Linked DNA regions of Mus musculus: region 2 is linked to region 1. The links are chromatin loops, found by intact Hi-C in ENCODE. Cell type or tissue: left cerebral cortex. All regions are shown on one strand. Region 1 overlaps Ppt2 (palmitoyl-protein thioesterase 2). Region 2 holds the start of Gm25128 (a small nucleolar RNA gene).

Evidence for each region. Hi-C counts contacts between places; a loop is a spot of excess contacts. Peaks named below come from ENCODE experiments on the same cell type or tissue, not always from the same donor. Only the 100,000 strongest peaks of a DNase experiment are listed, where the experiment ranks them.
Region 2: a loop joins it to region 1, with 2.7 times the contacts of the local background. A loop is called at or near these places in 1 of 42 quality-filtered maps.

Annotation. Positions count from the first base shown.
Region 1 is chr17:34,617,960-34,620,459 of GRCm38, reverse strand. The region is part of intron 7 of Ppt2 (palmitoyl-protein thioesterase 2); the gene reads left to right. Among named protein-coding and RNA genes, the nearest start is that of Egfl8, 3.2 kb to the right of the region's middle. In left cerebral cortex, a CTCF peak has its summit at 1,278 (motif pointing right); DNase peaks (open chromatin) are centred at 1,283 and 1,826; H3K27ac peaks cover 235 bases.
Region 2 is chr17:35,244,770-35,247,269 of GRCm38, reverse strand. It overlaps Ddx39b (DEAD box helicase 39b), which reads right to left. Exons shown (of 11, transcript NM_019693.3): 5 at 150-333. It overlaps Gm25128 (a small nucleolar RNA gene), which reads right to left and starts at 95; the gene lies at 20-95. In left cerebral cortex, a CTCF peak has its summit at 1,166 (motif pointing left); a DNase peak (open chromatin) is centred at 1,200.

The sequences.
Region 1 (2,500 bases):
GGATGGCTTCAAGTTTGTTGTACAGCTACAGATGTAGATATTTATTACCATGTCAAGTTTATATAATGCTGGGCATAGGACCCAGAACCCAGTGCATGCTTGGCAGTCACTCTGCCAGCCCAACTGCATACCCAACCTTAGAAATTATGGTTTTTAAAGGTTTAGTTTTGTGGCATTAGCTTCATTAACACTTGTGTAAGTTAACCTTTATCCCTCTGGAAAACATTGTCCACTAAACTGAAGTTTCACACTCCTTAAACATTCCCCTCCTCCAACTCCTGACAGCCAGTGTGCTTGCTTTTTAACAAATACAGAAGCTGAAGAGGTGCTCAGTGGTTAAGAGCACTGGCTGCTCTTGTAGACGACCCAGGATTGGTTCCCAGCAACCACATGGCGCCTCACAGAGACACTTAATGCTTGTGGTGCACATACATATATGAAGGCAAAATACCCATACACATAAAATAAAAAAAGATAAATAAATAAAAATAGACTGGGCTGGCCATGGTGGCACACTTGTTTAATCTCAGCACTAGGAGGTGGATCGTGGAGTGCAAAGTCAGCCTGGTCTACATAATGAGTTCTAAGACAGCCAGGACTGCAAAGTGAGACTCTGTCTCAACAACAAATAAAATATTCTAGGTGGGATTGGAAGATGTTAGGAGGATTGAAGAAGGAGTGACAACCTTCCCAAATAAAAACAGTGCAAGAGTAAGGGTGGCTTTTACATACACAATGGCATTTCATGTGTAAAAAAAAAAAACCGCCATGGTTGTAATAGCTCATGGTTAAATAGCATATGGTCTGTTGCAAGCCTCTCCCTTTTAGGATTTATTAGTTTTCAGTTTACATATATTGATATACTTTGAGTATGCTCATGTACATATGTCTATATGAACATACGTGGAGAATCAGAGGCTGGCTTGTTTCCTTCCACTATGTGGGTCTGTAGGGTTGAACTTAGTTTGTCAGGTTTGGCAACAGGCACCTTCACCTGCTGAGCCAGAAGAAGGTGTCAGATCCCCTGGAGCTGGAGTTACCTGCAGCTGTGAGCACTACTCCCATCCCCCACCACCTTTGTGGGTATGGGAATGGAATTTGCATCCTCTGAAAGAGCACTAGGTGCTGAGCCATCTCACTAGCCCCTCCCTTACCTAGCTCACTTGGGGGCGGTAGTCACTGGCCTTATCAGGACCCATGGGACAGGGACTCTCAGGCTTGCCTACGCTTGCATTAGCAATTGGTAAGAGCAGACTGTCCATAGCGTTTCCCTTCCCCTCCACGAGGGGGAGCACTTTTACACAGGATGATGGGCATTAGCTTTAAGATTTAGTTATTTTATGAGTGCTCTATCTGCATGTCACCTGCACGACAGAAGAGAGGGCATCTGATCTCATTACACATGATTGTGAGCCGCCATGTGGTTGCTGGGAATGGAACTCAGGACCTCTGGAAGAGCAGCCAGTGCTCTTAACCGCTGAGCCCAGAGTTTTATAGCCAGAGCTGGAGTCCCGCACTCCCACTCCCCACACCTGCTAACCCAGCTCTTCTGTTCCTGCTGTATCACCTTGTCGCCCTGTTTGGCTAGGGCTTGCTTCCCTGGCCAGGACTCACTCCTAGCCTGCTTTCTTCTCACTCCCACAGTCTCCGGGCCTTTTATTGAAATATGGTCTCTCGTTATGTAGACCAGGCTGGCCTTGAACTTACTGAGATCCACCTGCTTCTGCCTCCCCAGTGCTGAGGTTATAGACAGAAGCCACCATACTTGGTTCTTGAATTTCTTTTTTAAGGATTTTTATTCTGGGTCATGTGTAGGCGTGTGTGCATATGTGGATTTGTGTGCGTGCAGATAAAGCATCCTAGGGAGAGCGGCCATTGCTCTTACCTGCTGCTCTTACCTGTCTCTCCCGCTCCCAAACTTAAGGTGTTTGCTTTTTAAAAAAGTATTTATTTGGAACAGGATCTCTCTCTGTGTAGCCCTGGCTGTCCTGGAACTCACTCTGTAGACCAGGCTGGCCTGGAACTCAGAGATCCACCTGCTTCTCCGCCTCCCGAGTGCTGGGATTAAAGGTGTGCAACACCACGACCAGGCAATTATTTTATTTAAAATTTTATGTGTATGACTGGTTTGCTTGTGTGTGTATCATGCGCATGCCTATATTCAGGGAGGCCATGAGATGGCATAGATGTCCTGCAACTGGGGCTACAAAGGGTTGGGAGACGCCATGTTGAGTGCTGGGATTGAGCCCAACTCCCCTGGAGGAGTGGCTGGCTATGCTGTTCTGAACCAGTTCTCTAGATCTTAAATTCTATCTTTATTATTTATTTATTTATTTATTTATTTATTTATTTATTTATTTTGGTTTTTCGAGGCAGGGTTTCTTTGTGTAACAGGCTGGCTATGCTGTTCTGAACCAGTTCTCTAGATCTTAAATTCTATCTTTTTTATTTATTTATTTATTTATTTATTTATTTATTTTGGTTTTTCGAGGCAGGGTTT
Region 2 (2,500 bases), 630 kb before region 1:
GGAAGAGAAGGAGGCCCAGAGCCATCAGTCATGGGTGATAGATAAGGGTCGTCCTTGCACACAAGTGCTCCTATGTCAAACATACATCATTTGGCTCAAAGGGCTGCTCCCCAAACCACCTGAGCTGCGGCCTGGGCACCGCCACTCACCGAGCTGTTCAAGCATCTTGTCACACTCGTCCAAAATAAAGTGTTTAATGTGTTTGAGGTTCAGGCTCTTATTTCGAGCCAGGGCTAGAATTCGGCCAGGAGTCCCCACGACGATGTGTGGGCAGTTCTTCTTCAGCACCTCTTCGTCCTTCTTGATAGACAGACCGCCAAAAAACACTGCCACCTGTCAACCACGAGAAAGGACAATGTTCCAGTCTCCCAGAATTCTCCCCCATCCCTTTGGTTTGAGAGGCCTCACTGTATAGCCCTGGTTGGCCTAGAACTCACTTTGTAGATCAGCCTGTCTGGCACCAAGTACAGATTAAAGGCAGTGGGCCATCTTGCCAATACCAGTGTGTCCATTCTGTGGTTGACTGTAAACCAACTCTTAGCTTTCAGGCCTGCAGTGGCTCCTGTGCCTCCCATAAGAAACAAAGCGACCCCCTCAGCACCAGGGGGCCAAGGGGGATGGAGGAAGGGATGAACACTCAGCTTCTCCGCCTCCACTCAAACTCCACGACAGGATCGCTCTGCACAGCCCTAGCTGATCTACACAACGAGGCACGTGTGACTCCAAAGTCACAGCTTCCTTACACAGATGAAGAAAGCAAGAAGCCACCAGCAAGTGTGAGGCGCCACCCAACGATCAAACCACAAGCAAGCTTTCCTAACTGAACTGTCAGACAGTCTCCCTGGCCTGGAGCCTTTGCTTCCTCGGTGCCTGAGATAAAAGTCACACCATGTGCAACCCACTAGGTGAGTGTGTGAGCTGTGACACCAGGTGAGTGCTGGATGTGTGAGCTGTGACACGTGGACTTGTCCAATTTCAAGGGGAAAGAAATAACCAGGACGCTTACTCTACAGTAAACCTCTTCCTCTTCTCAATCCTGAACCACAATGGCTAACACATGCACACAGGAGCACTCCACTCCTGTTCACGATGGTTTACTGGTATCAGTTAAGCTTTCAGACATAGTTACAAATACTGAGGGAAAAGCGAGCTAAAACTAAGGGAGGGACTAGACAGCCCCCTAGAGGACACTGTGCTGCACAGCCAAGGAGAAGTACAGATGATTCTGATTTTATGATGGGGGGGGGGACCTAACCAGCTAATCTGCAGGCTCCTACACCAAACCCAACCTCAGACTTGATCCCAACTCTCAGAGCATTTTGAGTAGCACAAGGGTGCTGTGGGTCCTGCAGAGAAGGACTGCAGCTTTGCCACCCTCCCTCTTTGTTTTGAGACCTTAGCCCCGGGCAGCCTTCAACTCCAGCAAACGCCCACCTCAACCTCCCAGGCCATGGGAATACAGGAATGAGCCACTGATCCAGCTTCAGTTCCCAACTATTAAATCCACCACAAGGGACCGGTCAGCCAAGGAACTGAAAGTCTATTAGTTTTTTGGCAAGGTATAATGACATACAGCCAGAGGCACAGGCACACAGACATAGACAATGCCTCCAGATTACAAACTATTTTCAAAATCCTAGGAAAAAGATATATAAATACGCTAAAATGTTTCAGAGGCCAGTAAGCTTGCACACAGACAGGTTAGGAAAACAATGTCTAATGCTTGGTTATGCCGAGCAATGGAAACCTCAGAGATCACAAGATCTCTGGCCTCCTTTAGCATTTTGCACATACTGCCTTTCCTTTTCTTCTTCTAGAATTCCCCCTTTTAAATCTGTCATGCTGGGCGGTTGTGGAGATGCTCGCCTTTAATCCCAGTAGAGGCAGAGGAAGGTGGATTTGACTCAAAGGTCAGCCCAGACTGATCCAAGCTGCTCTTTCCCCACCCTAACCAGAATAGGAAGTCTGCACACATCTCTCTACTCACAGGGCCAGCTTACAAGGCCTTTCAAACCCAGCAGGCCACTCACCCAAGCATGGAAATATATAATCTCAAAAGTTCCAAAGGATGCCAACTGTGAGGCCACACCACGTTCCTTCACAGAGGACACAGGCCACTTGTTATGACCCCCGGAAAGCTTTAACCACTCTAGAGTTAAAGTCCACACCAGGGCTGTTTTAAGAGCATCTAGCTTCCTCTTGCCACATACAACCCAACTCTCAAACAATCTACCAAGCAATTCAGGAGAACAGAACAGAGGCTCTGGCCAAGCCAGGTGGCAAAGGCCTGCCCCAACTACTCAGGAACCTGTGGCAGGAGCCTCAGGTTCAAGGCCTCCTATCTCTAGACTAAGGTGAGTTCAAGGCCTACCAGGACAACGTGGTGGTTAAGAGACAGTCGTGAACATAAAAACAAAGGACCCAGGGGTGGCTCAGTCCCACACATAGTAGCTCAAGGCTCTGGAATGGAATCTGCAATACCAAAACCAACTAACCACAA